Regions from separate parts of the Homo sapiens genome. Here region 1 is linked to region 2. A link is a loop called in an ENCODE intact Hi-C map of the cell type or tissue named here. Cell type or tissue: endothelial cell of umbilical vein. All regions are shown on one strand. Links, peaks and the distances in the headings refer to the core of each region. The heading gives the core; the rest is flanking DNA.

The links. A loop is a pair of places that touch in the nucleus more often than their neighbours do. Peaks named below come from ENCODE experiments on the same cell type or tissue, not always from the same donor. Only the 100,000 strongest peaks of a DNase experiment are listed, where the experiment ranks them.
Region 1: it touches region 2 in a loop (9-fold over the local background); 1 of 110 quality-filtered maps calls a loop at or near these places.

What each region holds. Positions count from the first base shown.
Region 1 is chr6:97,430,313-97,442,275 of GRCh38, reverse strand. All of the region lies in intron 1 of LOC101927314 (a long non-coding RNA gene), which reads right to left. Among named protein-coding and RNA genes, the nearest start is that of MMS22L, 150 kb to the right of the region's middle. In endothelial cell of umbilical vein, for the core only: a CTCF peak has its summit at 5,110 (motif pointing right); no DNase peak of the experiment used is centred there; H3K27me3 peaks cover 151 bases.
Region 2 is chr6:97,209,635-97,221,597 of GRCh38, reverse strand. The region is part of intron 14 of MMS22L (MMS22 like, DNA repair protein); the gene reads left to right. Among named protein-coding and RNA genes, the nearest start is that of MMS22L, 68 kb to the left of the region's middle. In endothelial cell of umbilical vein, for the core only: a CTCF peak has its summit at 6,342 (motif pointing left); a DNase peak (open chromatin) is centred at 6,347; H3K27ac peaks cover 323 bases.

The sequences.
Region 1 (11,963 bases), core at 2,820-6,819, 220 kb before region 2:
ATTTCTTAATTATTTTAAAGTAAGTTATAGATAAAGTATTAATGAAGTATTCAAAAAACTTTTATAAAATCTATTTATAAATCTAAAATTATTATACTTTAAATATAGATATGTTTTTTCCTCTTTCAGTTATAGTGTATTTTAAATATTCATTTCAGAAATACATGAATGCCAAAATTAAAATAACCTAGTTAAAATTATCACTAAAATATATACGTATATATATATATATTATATATATATATAATATATATATTCAGCTATATAACCTGAGTATGTGAGTATTTCTTTTAGGAAGCCTTTAGCCTCCAGGCATTCCTTTTAAACTCTTTCTAAGGTATGTCCATAATTATGTTCCCACAATGTGTTACAAGAAAAATATAAATTTCAATGATCTAAAATGATCATGACATCAAGTTTGAAAAATTTTTTACTACTTATGTTGTTAGTCATTAAAAAAATTATAGGCAGTTTAATTTCCAATGATTAACGAAACCACTTATACAATTTTTTTCACATTTTGGTATCAAAAACCTTTATTAAAACACTATTTTGAAAATGTATTTTCTCAGTGGCTTGTACATCCTATCTCAGAATGATTTTCTTTCATTTCCTAGAACTCTGTTTTTGCAAAGAAGATGTAAAGCTTCGTCTCAAAATTAATTATTTTAATTAAAAATAAAGTATTAGTTTTAAAGATATCTGTGACATAAACCATTGAGAATCCTTAATATACACAGGCCATATTAATATTCCTAATGTATACTGTATCATATTCTTCCTATGTATATTAGATCCTTATGGTAAATAGGAAAAGGACAGATTTGATTTAAAACAAAATAAACCATCCTTGCTTTTTTCTTAAAAGGCAAACTATTTCTTTTTAACTAGAAAGTGTTTTATAATTATCCACTTGTTCACCATCCTTAATATAAGAAAGGAAAGTGTGTATATTTATTTTACTAGTTGATAAGTTAAAACATGTCGAAAGAGTACAAATTGTGGTGTTTTCATTAGAAAATATAAATAAAAATATTAAACTCCAAAATATTTTTATTATAAATTGTTTTTAAATGTCTGCTTTCTCTATGAATTTAAAATGATTGGCTTGAGCACAATATTAAGTAAAAAATAAAACAGTTTTCCTGCCTGAAAGACTCCTGAATAAAGAGAAAATTATTTTTGGATTTCCCTCTTGATCAGATATGAAATATTCTGAAACGCCACCACTATAATTTGATAAAAAGCTTGATATCTCCAAATGAAAATAGGACTCAGCACTTTCATTTTTCTGTCTCTAAAGGAACCTGGGTAAACTGATTTTTTTTTTAAATGAAAATCTCAGGCATAAAGGTGGCAGTAATGAAGCAAGCTTAAATATGTGCTGACCTTTGAAATGAACTGCAATCCGCGTTGTTTGGCCAAGGATCTGACTGTGTTACTGTCTCCATCTATTTCTAGCATGAAAGATGTGGGGGTTGGAGCTGCTCTGCTCTCTGGTGGATGTTGACAGCATGGCTGCAAACGCAGCAGCACCGAAAGAGACAGCTACATACCAGGGATCGAAAAATTAACCACACAGCTGTCAGAGACAGAACTACAGCGCAGATATTTTCTAAAAACCTTGATGGCAAGACAAATGATAAATATGTTTCAGTTTTCTAAATGCAGTATATTTTGTGTTAAGAGGAACATTGCTGTTAGGAAGAGGAGGTAAATTGACAATATATAAAATTATCAAGTGATTTGATAAATCATTAAAAGTTTCAGCTAGTTTTCTTAGGGAGTGCACACATAGAAAAGTATACAGCCTCAAGAATCACACTTTTTGAATTAAATACATAGTGAGATTTTAAATAATTGTCAACGTTCCTGGAGTAACATTTTCTCATTATGATTTATTATTATTATTATTATTATTTTGCTTAGGATAAACAGTTCATAGATAATTAGTTTATGCAATATTGAAGGACGTGTCTCTTTTAAATAATTCCTAGGGATTCTCAGAAGCTTCAAAATACAGCCTAGCACCATCTCCTTTAGTTGTGGACCATCTAAAGGTCTGTACCTCAGTTTTATCAGCTATTAGTGGACTGCCTCTACAAATCTCACTCTTTAAAAAATGAAAAATGCATAAAAAACATGCTGAAGAACACTAAAGCTACCACAGTTTGCGATATCGCAATTAAGTGAAGTCTATATCTTTGGTATAATCTATAAGCACTTATAAGTGAAAATGGATTTCCTCATAGAAAAATTTAATACACATCTCCTTGTTCTAGTTTACCATAAACGTAGTCATCAACTCAACAGCCACTGACTAAAATCTCACATTGTGTTCAGCAACGAGGCATATTAAGTGGCAGAAGATATGGTCCTTGCAGTCAATGATTTGCAGGCTTTGAAGAGTGGTATGTATGTAAAAAAATGTTAAATGACATAAGTCAATAGTCAGTCAAGCACTCAATTGAGCATGTGGTATAGTTGCATCTGATATGAGAGAATCAAATGCTGATATTGGAATGATCCTGAATTGCCATTTCTCACTGGTGTTTTACTTTCATTTGGATCACCTATTCCAGTCTCTTAACAACAACAATAACAAAATACAGAACTTGAAAATAATATTTTCTTGTGGCAGGAATATAAAACTCAAGAATGTTGAAAGGAATGCTTCATAAAATTAGCTATACTAAAGGAAACATTATATATATGTGTGTATATATAGACATACATATATATTCCAAATCCCTGATCTAGCAATTTTTAACCTCAATAAAAAGGACTATTTCTATTCAGTAGTAACCAGAGATTTTGATTGAGTTATGCCTCCTAGAGGAAAAAATTATGAGAAACCTGGATATAAAACATTGATTTCTTTATGGTCCAGAAAAAATGTATTTAAGGGAATTTTAAGGTACATATGAGTTAAAAACTATTTATAATATTTCCTCTCTCATTCAGCAAATTTTGGATTTCCAATGTATATTCCAGAAGTCACATTCTCTAAATGAGTAAATAATACAGGCGCGACTTTTTTAAAAAGTGCCTTGTTGTACCTAAGTGCACTGCAGGACATCTGGCACATTTCATTCTGAAATGATGTTTATCCACAGAAATGCCATCAGTGGAAGATGTATTGAAAAGCTGAAGGTCTATTAAGGGAGTATGGGACAGCTGCATACATTCTGTAATCTGTATAAGGCCATGGAAATGACACAGCAATACCCCATCTGTGGCTTTGGTTTACAGAGCTTTGAATAAAAATTCAAGATCAAACTTCACTTGTTACAGAAAAGAAGAATGCTAAAAGAAAGCTGGTATTAATGGGCTCAAATATAAAGGTCTGTTACTGTTACCTTTCTCCTTAATATAAAATATTTTATGGAATTTCTACACCTTCAATAAATACTAATATTATATATTCACCCCTTAATGTTATTTGAAAAACTGCTTGTGGAGAACTACAGTTTGCACTTTTATAATTTAGGCCATTTGTGAATAGGCTTAAAACTTGCAGAAGTGCTAGGACGGAGTAGGGCAGATGTTCAAACTTCCCTATTTGGGCCTGCCAAGTCCTTCATTCTGGACCTACAATACCCCAGCCAATTCAAAACTCAATGTCTCTTAATAGAGATTACTAATCAAGCTGATTTATGTGGTAGTTTAGGAGGTGGGGTCATTCTTTTTTTAGTGGTGTTGTTTCTAAAGAAAGTTTAATGCTCACAAAAGCCTCAGATTGACAGCTCCACAAAATGGAAATTCACAGAACAGAAGTATCACATGCTAGGGGGATACAGCCACCCCTTATGCTAACCTGCCAATTCACAATTTCAACCTGCAAGGATCTGCCACCGAATTCAAGAGATTAATTCAGTCCCTGTGCCCGTTCAATCCTTTGCCAATAAGGAGGCCAATTAGTTTCAACTACACTGGTTAGTTTACTTCTGCCTTTATTTTTTTCTAACGGGGGCATTTTCTCTCCATCATTTGGATGATTTTGACCCCCAATTCATTTCAGGTTACTATGAAATGGCTGTCAATCACTTGAAACCAAAGCCTAATGTGACCCAAGGCCTGAGGTGAAAAGTTCAGTCATTAGATATTGAAACCATCCAGCTCTCTACTGTGGTGAGTTTCATACAGCTCACAGGAAAACAACAATGAAATTCATAATATTAATAAGTTCAAACTCATATTGTAAATCTCTATTTAAAAATGACAGTCAACTAATTAACACGTTTAGCTGGCCTCAGTTAACTTCCAGTCTAAAAATGTCAATTGGAAGCTTTCATTAACTCATATATATATTTCTTTTGTGCATTCATAAAATAAATATATCTCAGAAAAGTTATATTTTTGTCAAGAATTAAAATATTCACCATATTGAATTATGACTTAAATTTCATTTTAGCCTTATATTCCTAGAAAATAAAGTCTCAGTAATGCTATAAAAGTGCAATGTTACCAAAAAAAGGTAAAGATACTTCTGAGATTTTTTTAATTTAGCAAATGAAAATATTCGATGCAAATATGGTGCTACTAACACCTGAACTCCGAAGGATAGTAGAGAGATGAAAGAATAAACAAATAAATTGAAGAATAATATATTCTTAGTAGGGAGTAAATGTGTAGGATTTTTTTTCCAAAAGCAGAAATAGGTGAAATAACATTTTAATTCTTCACAAACATTTATTTCCGAAAAAGAGCTAACAGAATGGGTTTTAATATTAGGAAGGGGAACAAAGAGCCTGAGGCATCTGAGGGAAGGGGGTGTGCATGATGAAGGAGGAAGGATCACAGATGAGAGATTGATCCTGAAGGCTTCTGTTGACATTGTCTTTGTGAATAAAGCATCTACTATGCCCCCAAGTCTTCCACTTGGCACAAGGCTAATGGGATTTGCATATGCCACAATAAACAATAGGTCTTTAAACAACATGCTGGCAATGCTAGACAAAGATCGAGACTGTGATATTTGGTAAATATATTTCTGAGCTATCCGTATTTATCTCCACTAAATTCAGAAACTTCCAAGTTATTTTCTTCCCCCTGAACTGCAGTCAGGAATTCACAACGGCACAAGTTCTCTAGTCTACCCCTAGAGGGCAATAGAGAAGGCAAGAACATTGTGGTTTGTAATCCAAAAAGGTGGAGAATGGGTAGGGGGCAGAAATAAAAAAATGTTTAAAAGCAAGCAAATTTATCAGTACAGCATTTCCAAGGACTGACAGCCAATTTTATCCTCAAAAAGTACTTAGTGTTTCATAAACCAAAAAAATTAATCCTATTTCTGCTACAATCTACTATAAGTATCATTATTAATGCTTAGAAAAATATCCAGAAAGTGCAGCTTAAAGAGAAGGAACACCAACCAAAAACCACTCAAATAAAACCAAAAACTTTTTTTTTTTTTTTTTTTTTTGAGACGGAGTCTCGCTCTGTCGCCCAGGCGGGACTGCGGACTGCAGTGGCGCAATCTCGGCTCACTGCAAGCTCCGCTTCCCGGGTTCACGCCATTCTCCTGCCTCAGCCTCCCGAGTAGCTGGGACTACAGGCGCCCGCCACCGCGCCCGGCTAATTTTTTTTGTATTTTTAGTAGAGACGGGGTTTCACCTTGTTAGCCAGGATGGTCTCGATCTCCTGACCTCATGATCCACCCGCCTCGGCCTCCCAAAGTGCTGGGATTACAGGCGTGAGCCACCGCGCCTGGCCAAAAACTTTGAGTTAATATGAATAACATTGTTTTTAAAACTTATTCAAAACTTTATAGTGTCCATATTGATACAAACACCTCTAAACTTAAAATAACCATTAACAATCACTGGCAATGTAAATACATGAATAATAAATCTGCTTTTATTTCCAGTTGCATATTTATATGACATTTACATATGTATGAAGATCTTTTAAATGTTTGTTTTGACTAATTTTAGAAATCAAAAAAACTTGCCAAAATAATACAGAGTTCCGTATACCCCAACTCAGTTTCCCCTAGTGTTAGCATTTTGTACTTAGACATAGTTATCAAAACCAGGACACTGATTTTTGTACAATAATATCAACTAAACTATAGACTTCATTCAAATTTCTCCAATTTTTCCACTAATGTCCTTTTTCTGTTATAATGTCCCATCCAGGACACCACACTGCGTTTCTTTGTTATTTTTCCTTAGGCTCTTCTAATCTATAATTGTTCACCAGTCTTTCCTTATCTTTCATGACCTAGAAACTTTCTAAGTTGTGAGTTTTGGCAAGAATACCACAGAAGAGATATTGTGTTCTGTTCAGAACATCATTTCAAGGGATTCATGTTGTCACTATGTGTTACAACTAGTGTTAACATTGATCGCTTGACTAAGGCAGATTTCTGACATTTTTAAAACTAGAAACTTAATTATATTCTTTTTATACCAAAATTCACAGCCTTTTAAATGTACTTAATAACAAAAACTTCCATACTACCAAAGTAGAATAGCCAAGCTAGTGACTCAGTAATATTCCTTGAAGAATAATATATGCTATTAGTGTACACTAGTCCTTGAAGAATAGTATAAGCACTGTGCTCGGTGGGCTTCTTAAGTGGAAAAAAAGAGATTTTGATTAAGTAAATATTATTGTTAATTGTCCCTTTTTGTAAGACCCAAAGGCACTTCTTCAATATAAGAACATATATCCCCTCATATCATTGCCAAATTTGAATTATATCTATCACTCTACTCATGGTGTCTTTTTGCCTGCATGCTCTTCCAGACCAGCTCAAAACAGTTCAGAACCATAGGATGGAGAAAAGAGAGCTTCATATCATATTTTCTAATGTCCTTTTTTATGGCATAGTCACAGCAGAATGATCCCAGGTGGAGAGAACAGTTCAATGGGAAATATCATTAATACAAGAGGGTCTCCAACTAAAACTACAATAGTGGATTGGTCTAGAGACCCTAAAACAACCCTCAGAGATATAAAGTGAGTATGAGACATCAGTTCTGGAGACCTGGAAAATCTCTGAGAAAATGCCCAATGGATCCTTCAGGCTATGTCAACAACCACTGCAGTCTCTTGGCCTCCAGGGTGCTTCCTGTGGAATCACTGTCTCCTATGCTCTTCATTGTTCAATTCTAATGTGATGTCCACTAGGAAGCATGCCCTGACCTCCTACAATCTACATCAGAGAGAAGCGATAGCCCCTCTTATTATATAATGTGTAGTTTCATATTACTTTACCCTCTTTCACCATTCTGGCACTTATTTCTTAACATCCTTTTTCCCGACTATGCTGAGAGTCTTTAAGGATATGAATATGAAACATATTTGTTTCCCCAGTGCCACCAAGCAATGTGCCTGATACCTGTCGATACTCAACAAATGTTTGCCATGGCATATAGCTAGCTCTTCTTTGGTGACACAGGGTTCAATCAATTTGGGATACTACAGAAGATTCTTTTAGCCCTTGTGAATAGGACAATAAGGAAAGAAAATCTATTGAAACAAGCAAATCATCTGAGGCTCCTAAAAGTGAAGAAGAATAATTTTTCACACACTATTTCTTTTAGATTTTTTCCCTTAAGCTTAATTTTAAAGTTCCACAAAAGCATAGCGGGCTTGTTCCACTTGAGACACAATAGAAAATTGAGAATAGAAAGGATAAAATGCAATTTTGCTTTAGCCACCAATTACAGAGGTTAAAGAAAAATATGTCCTAGGTCAGGTGCAGTTGCTCACACCTGTAATCCCAGCATTTTGGGAGGCCAATGTGGTAGTATTGCTTGAGACCAGGAGTTTGAGACCAGCCTGGCCAACACAGTGAGACCCTGTCTCTATGAAAAATTTAACAAAAATTAGCCAGGTTTGGTGGCATGCACCTGCAATCCTAGCTATTCAGGAGGCAAAGGCAAGAGGATCCCTTGAGCCCAGGAGTTCAAGGTTACAGTGTATTATGATCATGCCACAGCAATCCATCCTGGGCAACAGAGTGAGACCCTGTCTCAGAGAGATAAAGAGGGATGGAGAGAGAGAGAAGGAGAGGAAGAGACAGAAAGAGAGAGAGAGAGAATGTCCTTTCTCTTAAGTATAGCATGGATTGGTCACTACCTAAGTAGATATAGACACTGTCTCTCTGATATACTCTGGATGCTATAATTAAAGGGTAGGGGAGAGGGAATAAGGAACCCATAGAGCCTCTGCTTAGAAGAAAGGAGATAGCAAGAGCAGAAATCATAGCAAAAAGAAAGAGATGTACCTTGGAAGGACCTTGCCATTGATCCTGTAGGGTAAGATTCTAGGACACTTAGTTTAACTCAATTCAATGTTCATTTATAGCTACTATCATCTTCAAATCAGGAGTCCAGCTGGGAGAGAGCTATAGTTATTAGTGAGAAATTAATTGAAAACAATTTTTATTTTAGGGCATTTTGTGTGCTTTGTTGTGTTTGAGGATGCAAGAGGAGGGATTATTGAACGCCAAAATTCATGCAAGTCCCATCTGTCCTTCAATTCAAATAACACCATCTCAAAATTTTAACCTAGAAGTGACTGACAGCCCATTATGTACCATGTGCTACATGCTGGGAATAAAAGGACAGTAACACAGCCTCTACATTCGAGAGTACTTACAAATCTCACTAAGGCAGCAAACTTCTCTTATACAATGAGCCAGAACTATAGAATACAAACATAAACAGAGGATATGAGAAAATAGAAGCAGGAATAACTAACTTAAATAAATAAATCCAAGAACTAGAAGTCACTAATGAAGTGACAGAAAAATTATACAGAATAACAAGGGGATAGAGAAAAACCCCAATTATTTCAAGAGCCTTATACTAACAGAACTCTATAAACCTATTATTTTTAGCAGTTTAATCTATAGATTTCTAAAAGCAGTCTGCATCAAGAATCTGAAATATATAACTTTAAAGGAAGGATAAGCAAGAAAGAGGGAATAGTAAAGGTTATGTTAGCCCTCCATTAAAACATACAACTGTCCCACATTTGTATTTTTAGACCAAAAAGTTTCAAGACAGAGATCTGGCATAATGTGTGTTAACTCCTCTAAAAGGCTGGCTTTATAACTCTTGACACAAAGAGACAGCTCACATTATTGTTGGGATAAATACTGTTCAGATACCTGAAGAAATTTCAGACTCAATTTGGATGGGCTGCCATTTGTCCTTTGTTTACCATGACTAAAACTACACTTACCCTGAGGGGTATGTCATTAAACTATCTGTAGCATTTTTTTTTCTCTCACTTATTTTTGGACTGAACTGCTGAGTATGTTCTCCTCTGAAGAAGAGGAAATAGTGCAGGATTTTGAGTCCACACCAAGCCTCAGTGACATCAGTGGCCATAGAAAGACATTTTTATGGTTACTACTCTTTAGAGTATTGGGTTTTTGTTGAATCAGCTTTTGCATTTCAGATTCTAAAAACTAAATTATGTATCATACAATAAATTAGCAACTCACCAAAATTACTACTTAATACAGATCATAGTTGCCTTTGAATTTTGCTAGTCAGGAAAATTTTTAAAATTTGCATTCATCTTTAAAGACTAACACAGAGGGAAAGGTAGATAATTCATAAATTCAAGCTCACAATTCTATATGAGAGTCTTCCCAAACCAGTGTTCTGAGTCATTTAAGCAATGACAAATATTCATTTCTGCATTTGAAAAATTAAACACTTAATTAACTACATTTATTTAAAGTCACCAAAAGTCTCACCTTGTCATGTCTAATAAACATATATGGCAGCATACTGGTAGCTCAGAATATTATATGTGTGTATAATCAGTTTCAATTAATAATATGTACAAACATCTCCAGGAAGAAAATACATGAATCTTTGTACAAAGCAGTTTTAAGTAATAATTTAATGAAGAATCAAAGACTATCCTATAAAACAAATTAGAGTCGAATAAAATTTTATTTATAATATCCTAATCTCCCCCAACTAGTGTCTTGTGAGATAAAAAGAAACAAAAAAGGCAGAATATTGATCATTTTTGAAGCATAGAGTTCATTATGCTGTCTTCTCTTTATTTATATATATGGTTGAAATTTTCTATTATAAAGAGTTTAAAAAATAAATTAGAGTTTCAAATAGGTATATAGAACTTCCATTTCTGGCAAAATGCAGTAGATGTACTTTTTCCTATTCTTCCAGTTAGGTACAATTGAAAACTCTGGACATTCCTATACAATAAATATAAGACTGGAAAGCAAAGATAAAAGACTACTTGCAACCTCGAGACCTGAAGAATAACATCGTAGTAAGTTCCCTGGGTTTTCTTCTTGCCTTATACCACAACTAAAGGTGAAGAAGCTGGAAACATAAAAACTTAAACAGACACAGACTAAAGCCCCAACAAAAGCTTTCTCTCTCTAGGAAAAGGATCAAGAAAGGGACAGCCTAGCAAGACAAAATGTTCAGATAATAACCATCCTAATATAGCCAAACACCGCAGCAAAAAATGTGGCTCCAACAACTGGGAAGATGTCAAACTGAATGCAAAAAAGATAATCAATAGATGTCAACACTGAAGTGACAGAAATACTAGATGATCTGACAAATACTGTAAAGTAGACTTAATAAAAAGTCTTCAACAAGCTATTAAACATGCTTGAAACAAATGAAAGCAATAGAAACCTTCAGCAAAAAAAAAATGGATGTAAAGAAGAATCAATAGAAAATGTAGAACTCAAAAATACAATAACTGAAACAAAAAGGCTCAGTGGGTGGGTTCCATGACAGAATGAATGTAAGGGAGAAAGAAAAGATTCAATAAAGTAGAAGATGGAATAATAGAAATTTCCCAATATAAAGGTGATCAAAATGGCAGAAATTGAAGTGATGCAGCCATAAGCTAAAGAAAGCTGACAGCCACCAGAAGCTAGAAAGGTCAAGAAACAGACCCTCTCATTACAGCCTCCACAGGGAGTGTTAATCTGTCAATACAATTATTTCAGTTGAGTGAAACTGATTTTTGACTTCTTGCCTCCACAACTGCAAGAGAATAAATTTCTGTTGTTTAAAGCCACCAGATTTAAGGTGATTTGATACAGCAGACTGGAATCTGCTACGATTAATGTGAGTAATGGGTGTTACCAGGTAGAAGAAAGAAAACTACAGGCTAATATCTTTTATGAACAAAATACTTATAAACCTAACCTAGCAACCTATGAAAAGAATTATACACCATAACTAAGTGGGTGTGAAAATATACAGAATGTGTTCTATAACCAAATGGAACCAAACTAGAAATTGACAACAAAAACATAATGGAAAAATCTACAAATATTTGAAACTAAACAACACACTCTAAATAATCCATGGTTCAAAGAGAAAATCTCAGAAGAAATTTTTTAATCTATTGACCTTAATGAAAATAAAAATACAACACATAAAAATTGCTTTAGCTGTGTTGAGAGAAAAATTTGTAGCACTAAGTGCATAGATTAGGAAAGACGAAGTCTCAAATCAATAATCTAAGCTATCTCAAGAATCTAGAAAGAGAGAAGAAAATAAGCTCAAAGTAAGCAAAAGGAAGAAAATAATAAAAACAAGAGCAGAAATCAACAAAATTAAAAGCAAAGACCATAGAAAAAAACCAAACAGCTGTTTCTTTGAAAAGAAAAACTGGCAATTCTTTAGCAAAACTAATGAAGAAAATAGAGAAAATAAATAAATTGTCAGTATTAGGAATGAAATAAAGGCTATCACTAGGGATTCTGAGAACATAAAAGGATAATAAGTAAATATTGCTAACAACTCTATAAATACAAACTTGACAAGTTAGACAAGATAAACCATTTCCTTAAAAAACATAAACTATCACAACTCATCCAATAGGAAATAGGTAATTTGAATAGTCCTAAAACTATTAAGGAAACTTGATTCACAATTTTAAAACACTCCAAAAAAATTCTCCAGGATCCGATGGTTTCGCTGAAAAATTTTACC
Region 2 (11,963 bases), core at 4,446-8,445:
GTAAAGAAAAACTTTTTTTCCTAGTTAAATATTTTTTATATCTTTCAGCTGAGTATTTAGATATATACTATAAATTAGTATTTTCACCTTATTTACTCTTTATCAGGCTTGAATTTGGCATAATGTATTTCTATTACATATTTTATAATCCCATGCAGTAATATAAACTACTCAATATATTAGCTTTGCAGAGTTCCACTTTTTTGTGTTTTGCTGAAACATAGATTATCTCCTCAGTTTTTCACGCATAGGAATTAGTATTTGGGTCACTTTTTCAGTCCCTATCTAAATCCGGTACATAGATACGAGTTTTCCTTAAATAAGTATAAAGCGATTCATTTAAAATAATGTGAGGAAAAACTTATGTGCCAAAATCTTGACTTACTTATTTGTAAAATGAGGATAATACCACCTACCTCACTAGAATGTTTTGGGAATTATATGCAATAATGAATATAAGGCAGTTAGCAAATTGCCTGGCATATCAGTAAGTGTTCAATGAATGTTAGATAATGCTATCATCATAAGTATTGTTTTCAAAAGAACTCATAATCATTTCTTCGTTATGCTTTATGCCTGGCAACATCAATGGACGTGTGTGTGTGTGTGTGTGTGTGTGTGTGTGTGTGTGTGTGTGTGTCAGGGGTCTTATCTTGGATGGTTTTTTTACCCATTCTTAATATAATACTTCTAGCATAGTGACCATTGAGCAAGTTTTGTTGTTGTTGTTGTTGTTTTAGTGTGTAATGAATCGTTTTCTTTAAAAACAAAGAATTGTAGGAAACAACATTGCCTCACTGCAGTGGACCCATTGGAAATTGTAATGCTATGTTACTGAGTGCTGCTGTAGAAAAAGTAATTTTTAAAGGTACAAATGTGACATATATGTATACCCTTTCTTTTTATAATCAGCTGATTCTTTTGGTAAGGTGGGGAGCGTGTGTCTTCTTTGGTGAATTCCTTTTATCTTCTTTCTTTTATTCTCACAGATGTCATTACCTCTGTTTTTAAAACATTAATACTACTTGCCTAATCACCCTGCCTCCAATGCCTTCCTTCCTCAGATTATCTTTTTTAATGGCTTTATTGACATATAATTCACATATCATAGAGTTTGCTAGCTTTATTCAGATATAATTCACACACCATACAATTTATTGGTTTTTAGTATATTCATAGTTGTTTTGTACCCATCACCACTATTTTAGAACATTTCATTACATTAAAAAGAAACTTTTAGTGACACTCTAATAGACACAGTAGAAAATTTCACATTTCTTATCATGGTCTTTAAAGCCATCCACAGTCTTCTTTTACCTTAATCTGTAACTTTTTCTTGTGATTCTCCTTTAGTCAGATGGAGCTACTAGTTCTCAAGAAATCCCCAAGTCTTTCTACCTTTATTTATATCTTCTTGTCCAACGAAGTTGAGGGTCAAAGTTGACAAGTTTGACCTCTTGTCAAAACCAATTGAGGGTTCAGGCCAGAACATGACCAGTATAGCAGAGCTGAAGCTGAGGACTGAATAAGCATGTCATGTGAGAGTCACTGCTTAGAAAAAGGTTAAGTTGGGGGAATGGAAGTAATTGTCAAAATCAAGAGTCAGAAGTGGTCAGTGTTGGTAATAGTAGACATAGGGGTGAGATGGCAGAGTATAGAAAAAGAAAAAACTAGAGGTATTTGAGGAGAATGGAAAGTGTTTTCAGAAGTTAGTAGTATGTTGATGAGAGGTAGAGATGGAATTAAAGAGCATCATATATGGGAGGAGCCAGTATTCCAGGCAGGAGACTTATGCACACAGCAAGTTTTGCTTTTTGCCTTTGCTTCTTAAGGAACCTCTAGTAGTGCCTGATAGTTGCTGCTGTCAAAACATTGTATTAAAAAGCAGGAGCTTTAAGGTCAGTAAACCTGAGTTCAGATCACCCTCTTTCATTTACCAACAGTGCAATCTTAGGAAGTTACTTAATCTTTTCTAAGTTTCAGCTGCATCTTTGTAAAATAATATCCACCTCATAGGATTTCCATGAACATCTGCTTAGATTTCTGCTGTCCAGTAGGGTAGCACTAGCTATGTGTGACAGTTTAAATTAGTGAATATAAAATAAAAAATTCAACTGTTCTGTAACACCAGCTATATATTAAGTCCTCAATAGCTATATTTAGTTAGTGGATAATGTAGTGGATAGCAGCAGAAAGACTTGCCAAGGGATAGCACTGACTTTGATGCTGCACCTGTCCAGAACATGAATCATAATAAGCTTTCAGTACATTCAATACATGTTGGTTTTCTTCATTTATCTTTTCTTCATTTTTTTGTGAATAATATTCATGTCAAGAAGCTTCATGTCAAGCTTCTCTTGAAATGCATGCTTGTACATTTCAAGAGAAATGTATGCTTATCCGTGTGTTACCAGTTGATATGGTTTGGCTCTGTGTCCCCACTCAAATCTTATCTCAAATTGTAATCCCCACGTGTCGAGGGAGAGACCTATAATCCTCCATGTGTCAATGGACAGAGGTGATTGGATCATGGGGGTGGTTCCCACATGCTGTTCTTGTAGTATTGAGTGAGTTCTCACGAGATCTGATGGTTTTATAAGCATCTGGCATTTTCCCTGCTAGCAGCTCTTCCTCCTGCTGTCATGTGAAGATTTCTGCTGTCCAGTAGGGTAGCACTAGCTATGTGTGACAGTTTAAATTAGTGAATATAAAATAAAAAATTCAATTCAGGGGTCCTTGCTTCCCCTTCACCTTCCTCCATGATTTTGGGTTCCCTGAGGCCTCTCTGGCCATGGGGAACTATGAGTCAATTAAACCTCTTTTCTTTATAAATTACCCAGTCTAGGGTGTTTATGGCAGTGTGAGAACCGACTAATACACCAGTCTTGAATAATCTCTATTCCTGTTGAATTTCCTGAATAGTTACTAAATCTCTAATGTCCTTTATTGTTTTTTACCTTGTGTTGTAATTATTTTCTAAAGGGGAGACATATTCATGAAAAACAATTTATTCAACAAATTTAACTAGTATTTTTGAATGCCTACTATGATAGTAGGCACTTAGGATATATCAGTGAACCAGTCACATGAAGCATATGTAGTATGCACTCATGTATTTTTTACATGAAAGACTAAGATGGTAGAGAGGAAGGACAAAGAAACTTGTATTTATTTAAACCATCACTTTTTCACCATTTCATACTACTTGCTAATGGTTTATACTTGTCCTGAAATTTTATATGCTTATCCAACAATTCTTGCCAGTGTCCATATGCAAGCAGACAACAGTATCCATGCAGTCAGGATATGGATTTAATGCATAATCTGAATTTCATCTCTGTGTTTATTGTCTTCTAAGTACCCATGGGTAGAAGGGACCTCTAGAGGATGATAGGAGGTTTGTTCTTCCCAGTTGAAAGGTTTTCGGTGTTATTGAAAAATTCAGTGTGTTTTCCTTAGTATTTTCTGGATGACTATTATTATTTTATCTTTCTAATTCACTAGTTATCATTGAATTTTTTCCACTGAACTATGGAAACAGGTGCAGCAAGTGGGTCCTTTGAGCCTTTACCTTCCTTTTGAGACATTTCGGAACCAGTCTCTCAAGGCTGGGTCTGCAGGAACACTTTGAATCTACAAGTGCAGATTGTCTGTATTGGGATTAGAGTGGAAGGAAGGCATTTGGAAGAGGGAACTTAGAAAATGGAATGAAGGAAATAATCAATAAAACAATTTAAGAAAATTTCTCAGAACCGAAGATTCTGTAATGAAAGGGCCTATTGAGTGACTCCAGCACAACATAAGAAAATAGAATCACAGCAGGGTCCATCTGTGAGAAATTCAAAATACTAGCTACAAAGAAAAGATATCAAAGCTTTCACAAACGTTCCTCACCCTTGTTAGTCTTCTGGTTTTTTATTTGCTATGCCCCTGATTATAATCTGTAGTTGTAATCTAGGTCAGAGCTGATATTTAACCCCAGTTCCTAATAATTATATAATTAACGTGGGAGGTGAATGAAGCTTTATAATTAGATTTTATTTGGCTGGGTGCAGTGGCTCACACCTGTAATCCTAGCACTTTGGGAGTCTGAGGCAGGCAGATCACCTGAGGTCAGGAGTTTGAGACCAGCCTGGCCGACACGGCGAAACCCCACCTCTACTAAAAATACAAAAAATTAGCTGGGCGTGGTGGTGGGCACCTGTAATCCCAGCTACTCAAGGGCTGAGGAGGCTGAGGCAGGAGAATCGCTTGAACCTGGGAGGTGGAGACTTCAGTGAGCCGAGAATGCGCCATTGCACTCCAGCCTGAGCAACAAGAGTGAAACTCCGCCTCAAAAAAATAAATAAATAATGAATTAAAAATAAAAATATATTAGATTTTTTACAAGATTACTCCTACTTTCAAGAAGCATAGAATAGAATAGAGCTTTATGATTTCTGATTTATAGTTATTACCAAAATTTGAAGTTACCAGTAATATGATTTTTCTAGGATGAAACCCAGAAAATTGTCTTCTCATAATTACAGAGGAAAAAGAGAAAACATAAGGGTGGAGAAAGAACACTGTAAAACAGAAACTAGAGTGAAGAACATTGGATAAAAGGAGAAGGAAAAAATAAATATACTCTGTAAAGAAAGCATTTCATTCCTTTGAAAGTGGATCAATTCAGTTGTTTAGGGAATAGAAGTGCCATGATTATTTTTCTTTACCAGCCACTGGAATATTTCTCTTTAGCAAATGGCAATAAATCAAAAGATGATGGGATGAGGCAAAAGCTACTTTTCCCAATCTTATTTATGTCACTGTGATTCCTAGTCTGAACCCTGTGGTTCACTATAGGTGTTTAGACCACCCAGATCTTTGAAGCTTTAGATGAAATTCAGCAATGAGTTTGTAGGAAGACATCACTACTGTGCTCTTTCATGGCACCACACGGTGCTGTTTCTTAAACCAAAGACAGGCTGTCATAGTAAGTATATTGAAGACTGGTAAATCCCATTCGTGACAGATTGGTTAAAGTTAACTCTTCTCTGACTATGGAATAGGTTAAAAACACCTAAAATTGTGACTTTGGTACATTGACCTAGTTTAAAAAAACTCAGTATGATAAACTGGCATTGTGGCTTTTGGTTATAAAAGGGAAGTACTTGGGAAGCAAGTAAAATTTCAGCATTTACATTCAATAAATGCACTAGAATAAGCTACCAGACTTTTTTTTTTAATGATGTAATATGACAGTGAGGGAAGGAAACCAATCTTAATTATTCCTGTAATTAATTACTTTTGGATTAATAAAACCTCAGAAGGCACTATAAATTGTGGAGAAAATAGATTCATTATAGTTTTAAAATACTTCTAGCTATTCTCACCATCTTACTGTTACCCTAAAGCTATTTTCTTTAAGATGTGTTTTGTAGAAAACATCAGAGTACATGTTTAATGATATGAATTTACTGTTGCCACCATATTGTTTATGGGAAGCAGTTCTTAGCTTTCTTCATCCGCCTTGTGGAAAAAGGTGAGTAACTGCTGTTTGAAATTTTATTTATATTTTAAAGAAATTGAGGACAAACAAGGAGTGAAACTAGCATTTGAAACTCTTAATTTCAATTGTTTCTTCTTTACCTTACAAGATATATATTTTTCTCTCTTTAGGGTATCTCTTGTCAGATTTAAGGCTTATTTAAAATGAAAAGAAAGCTGGAGCAATTTTCTTTATTCCATTTCAGTCTCCTAAGGCCTATTTCCCCCTGGTGAGCTCATAGCAACAGGGGGGTTTAAGGGAATTCAGCTTTCTGCAAATTAATGTCTCACATCATGAAAATTCAGGACTTTTTTTTTTATCTTGAAAAGTAATACAGTGAGTGCGAGTATTATTTCTTGCCAGCGGGTGGAAGATGAATGATTTTGTCACAGTTTTACTGCTTGATGAGCAGTGTCCTGAGGGTCAGGCTTAAGTCTGTGTCACTATGCTGCTCATTACTCTTGAGCTAAATAAGGGCTGATTGGATCTAAATTGCCTAGCACATGGGCCACAGATGAGCTCAGTGAGCAGGGGATGACCTGCTATTCAGTCTGGGAGTAACCCCGGTGTGCAAATGCAGCATTAGAACACTGTGGGAGAATGAGAGGCTACCGGCTGCTGCCAGCAAAAGAAATCGAAATGTAAAAACTCTTTGATGCTGTGATGTTAGAATTTGAAATGTAGGAAGTGACAGGTTGATGGTACTTATCAGCTTTGGCTGGATTAGAGAACAGTGTCATCTTGCTTATATAATGACAGAAGAATGAAGTCAGCAGCTAACTACTGTGCAGAGCAGAGCCGCTGCTGTTGCCACAGCCAGTCATTGCTGCCTCCTACTGGCAGTTTTCCTGGAAACTAGTAAAATATTATAAAGAAAAAATCCTCCTTGTTGGTTTCAAGGAATCTTGAGCTCTTTGGTGGTGAACAGCCGCTAGTGAAACAATGCAAAAAAAAAATATATATATATATATATATATATTTAAAACATGATTAATTGTGAAAAAAATCAGAAATTGGGAAGTTGATTGTTCTAGAATTTTCTAGTGAACCAAGGATTAATCCATTTATGAAGTGAAACTCCCAGGGCAAGAAACCTTGTACACCCTTCCTGGAATAGTATTCTTTCAGGGGGCCTCAACTGGGTTGGTTGATCTCTTAATTACGTATTTTTTTCATCATCAGTAACAGGACTGTGCAAACAACTAATCTTTAAAATCCAGAAACCACAGTGTTAGCACAGTTTGAAAGGCAGCTGATAAAAATATAAAGTAAAAAATGCCCCGATTATGTGGCTTATGCTGCATAAATCTCTCTCTTAAGGAGGAGGTGGGATGGAAGAAAAATGTTTCTCCTATAAGTCAAATGATTTGAAAAAAAAAAAAAAACAAAAAAAATAGTAAAATCTTATGATATAAGATCTCTTTGTTTCATTTTACTCCTACAGCTGTAATTTTTTAAGAAATCAATATTAGGCTGCTATTATATATATTTCTGGTGTTAAACTTAGAAAATGTAGATGGATTTTTTAAAAAGTTATTTAACTCACCATGCTGAGAGAACTACTATTGATATTTTGTTGTATTCTTCTACACATTACTATTCATATACTTTTTTAAAACCAAAAATAAGATTAAATGCTGTTTAGTGGGCTGGCTTCTTCGCTTACTATATCATCAACAACTTTCCATATTGATGACATCTACATTATTATTGGTGTTCATTGTGTAGATATACCATAATATTCCATGGTGTGGATTAACTATTTCTTATTTGTGAAAACTTCTGCTATTTTGAATTTTTCACCATTAGATACAAGGCTGTGGGGAATGTGCTCCTGTGTGTCTTGGCAGGGCTCTTGGGTATTGTACAAATTGTGTGCTGCATAACCTCAAGGGTACCATTCACAGCAGTGTAAATGAGGCTTTGATCTTCATAGACTTGTTTGATTATGTGTAGAAGGTATTTTTTTTAATGATTTGATTTAAAAAATAGAACCTTAGATGTAATTCTTAAAAATGAATGGGAGCCATAGCGTATGTTCAAGATCCAATTACATATATCCAACAGATGCAAATTTTTAACTAGTTGAAAAACCTTAGACTAGAAAATTTTTTTTTAACTTTTTCCAGATTTTTAAAACAAAGCTGTAGTTCTGTAGATGGAAAAACAGATAGGAGGCTTCTAGAGCCTGTGGTGAAATGATAGGTAAAAGGATTAATAAATTAACTTTTATTTTCCAGTATTAGTATTTTTTCTATGCTTGTTAGTATAGGTACCCCACTATTTCTCTAAGCCTTTTTTCTTACTATTAATATCAAATATCAAATAACATTTTCAGTGTAATTTCTGAAGCAGTTGAAGGCTCTAGAGAGTTTTTAATGCCTCTCTTTTACATTTTTATATTATCAAATTTATGTATCTTGCAAAGAATGTAAATAATACAGAATTATATGTAGTAGAAGATGAAACTCATTCTTTTCCTAAACCCTACCCTTCGTCTGCAAAGGGAGCCACTATGAACACTTTGGAGAATATTTTTCCCAGCTGCTATTGCTTCTCCTTTTATCTACACTGCCTCCTTTACCACCTGTTTTATTTTGAAGGGTGGGGGGACAAAAGTGGGATTATACTATGGAAATTTCTACAACCTCTTTCTTTTTTTTTGAGGTGGAGTTTTGCTCTTGTTGCCCAGGCTGGAGTACAATGGCGTGATCTTGGCTCACCACAGCCTCCACCTCCTGTGTTCAAGTGATTCTCCTGCCTCAGCCTCCTGAGTAGCTGGGACCACAGGCATGCGCCATCATGCCTGGCTAATTTTGTATTTTTAGTAGAGATGGGGTTTTTCCATGTTGGTCAGGCTGGTCTTGAACTCCCGACCTCAGATGATCTGCCCACCTTGGCCTCCCAAAGTGCTGGGATTACAGGCGTGAGCCACCATGCCTGGCTGCAACCTCATTTTCTTCACAGAAAAAAATATCAAAGACATGTTACTCTGTCTACAGACACACACACACGCACACACACACACAATGTGCTCATGCACTGTTTAAAACTGTGTAATATCTCAAACTTCATGTATATAAATCAAACGACATTTAACCCAGTGAATGTTTAGGAACTGTACATAGTTTTTAGTTGGCTTGGCTCTTGTTTCCAAGATCCTAGTTGCTTAAAAATTTGATTTGCTTAGCTTATCTAACTGGGATATTCACTGTATTTCAATTTTGTGGGTCATTAATATATCCATTGTCAAAACCATTCGAGCAAATTTTCACTTCAGTCATTTCGTATGTGTGAATCATACATAGAATAGTCTTTTGCTTATAGTAAAAAAAAATTACTGTATTTTTCAAAATGTTACAAATGTGAATTTGAATCCTGACTCTGCTCTTTCACTGTAGTCTTCAACAAGTCTTGTCACTTCTTTGAACCTCAGTCTTTCTGACCTGTAAAATGTGTATAATGATACGTATTGAAGAGCTGATTTGGAGAATAAAAAAGGTAATATATGTCATGTCTAACAGAGTACCTAGCGGTGATTGCTTTTATAATCATTACTGTGTGTTGGTTTCAGAGAAGTAAAGTGAGAGAATGGTTTATTAGACAGAGTTTTCCATTCTAAATTAAGATTTTTTAGGGCTCCATTCTGAATCAGTACAATGATAGGTATTCCATGAAAAGAATACTATTTATGCTTTAAGTACATAAATTGCTTTCTTGGTCACATCTCTGTCCCCTTTTATTTTTCTTATGTCTTTGGAGAAAATTCTGCTGTATTAATTTTGTGCTTATGCATGAAACAGAAATGTCTGTATTTTCCAGCCAGTACACTTATTGAGTGCCCATCAAGTACCTGCCATGACAGACTTTGTGCTGGTATTGGAGAAAGTAGAGATGCATAAAATCAGAATGCTGCTCTTAAGTGCCCCACAGTGTAGTGAGGTAGACATATAAACAAATAAATGAAATACACTGTGATGGATAGAATAATAGACAGATGTTGGAGACTTTTCTTAAAACTTCCATGTCACTTACAGAATTTTCTCTGAGATTGCCCTACATAAAATAAAGCATGTGATTAGATTATGTGGCAGTAAGTCAGCTACACTATGTCATATAGATGATAGGTGGCAAATATTAGAAGGGAGGAATTTTAAGTCTTTAGAAGTTTGTGTTTATTTAGATAGCAGTTCAAAAGTTTTTAAAGTTTTTCCTGACATCTTTCACACATTCCATTAATAATAAAAATAATTAACTTTGCTACTTGTACACATATTTAAGGTCTTGAGTGAATTGTTATTATAGCACTGTGTTATTGATACACTTTGCCGCATTTCTTTCTTCTGACATCTACTTTTCTACTTCTGACATTAGGTGTCAGAGAATGGGAATAGAAGAAAAATAGATGTCAGAAGAATATTTTAATATGAAAAAATAGATTCTAAAACCAATGTAGTATTGCTTTGTGCATTTTAAAAAGTTTATGTACATGCTAACAACACGGATGCTACATAGAGCTGTGCAACTTCCTTTTTTTCTAATGCATTACACTTTTGAGGTATACTACTAGAAGATGAAGATTTTACATTAGGGAAATGAAAGATTAAGTCAAGAAGAAGAAATCTTTTGATATGTTTGCTTTGAAAAGCCTATAACACAGAATGTGGATTGTTCTGATACCCTCTTATTAAGTAATCTATTTTTTCTTTTAATATTAATTTGCCACAAAATTGTATTAAATACATCAATCTTCTATACATTACGTATGTTGCAAATATATTGGCCCCACTTGAAATTTGCATTTTATGTATTTTTTTGGATGTGTAAAAGTTTTAAGGGATTTTTATATATAAATGTCATAATCTTAAAAAATTATATACACACACACAAAAGTAAACAGCTAACAGTTTTTTAATTGTGGTTTCCTAAGAGGAATTCCAATGTAATTCAGCAAATGTTTTTTGAATGCTTCTGTGTCCCAGAACTGTGCTAGTAAGTACTCTTGTGTACATGAAAATGTTCCTGCACTTGTAGAGCTTATAGTATAGTAGAAAGCATTTATACTATCATGCCATTTAATGCCACCAAGTTTTTATGTCTCCATGGTCATTCCTTTTTAAATTCTGAAATGGTTGGACCATTAATTTGATACAAAATATGGAATCTCTTACATTCTGCAGACTACTCATGGAAGATGGTAAGTGGCCTCTGGAATATAAGAAATTACATATATTAGGTTGAATTAATGGTCCAGCTATTTCAGAATTATATTACAGTAGAAGTTTTGTGAGAACGTGTAACCAAAATATCCCTTGTTTCCCAGAAGGCAAGTGTATTTTGCCTAATTTAGAGATTCAACACAGTTCAGTCTTTCCATGATTTCTATATGGACTAATACAACACAGTTCAATCTTTCCATGATTTCTATATAGACTAATACAGTCATGTCTTGTCTTTTGGTATGCTGTTCTGAATTTGTCATTTAGAATGTACTAGTGGGCACCAGGAACTTGAATAACTTAAATATATGAACTTGTTTACATGTTGGACAGATGTATTTATTCTCATTGGAATAATGATTGTGGGAGAATGAGTCAGATTAAATTTCATATACATAAATGAATCTTTTCTCTTACTGTTTTTTATGGCATTTATTTTGGAAACCCTGAAGTTAGAGAATCCTTTCTTCACCCTGTTGTCTGCTTTAGTTCTTTTCTTTATGTTTAATACAAAGATTCAAAGTGAAGGGGATAGGTTAAAATTGATACCTGATTCTGTTCACTTATTATCTTGCATATTAAGCACTTTTTATATCTCCTTGGTTATTCATTAATACAGTATCTACATTTATTTTAGGAGCAAGAACTACTGGTTTAAGGATATATAAGATTTTTAGGAAAAAGCAAAAGGTTGGATATGAAGTGATGGAAAGAGCCTTTTGTACCTAATTCAGCTCTAACTCTGGGACCTCAGGCAGGTCCCCATATTTTATTTCTTTCATCTGAAGGATAAAGGATTGGATTAGATTACTTTAGTGTTTCTAATTATATCAATTATATATTGAATATTTTAACATTTTTAAGCAAATTTGCTTTTCTCTTTAAAGTTGATATAGGAAATGGAAATGTGATTTACACTGCCAGCACGATTAAATTAAATTTTACTAAATTACCATTATTTAGTTTTCTGCTTATATAGAGCTGCTTTTTCTCACTTTATGTAGCATGCATAAAATAAAATTACAAAAAAAGAATGACATAGGAAAGACTTTTCTTAAGCATCAATTTATAGTGCTACAAATATTATCAAATATTTACTTTGAGTGATTTTTAGATATGTATTAGTTAAATAATTTAGTCAAAAAATACTGAGATAGCTGTGTTATTCAAGAAATCTTTTTCGATAGAGACATAATAACTATGTCATAGTTGATTAC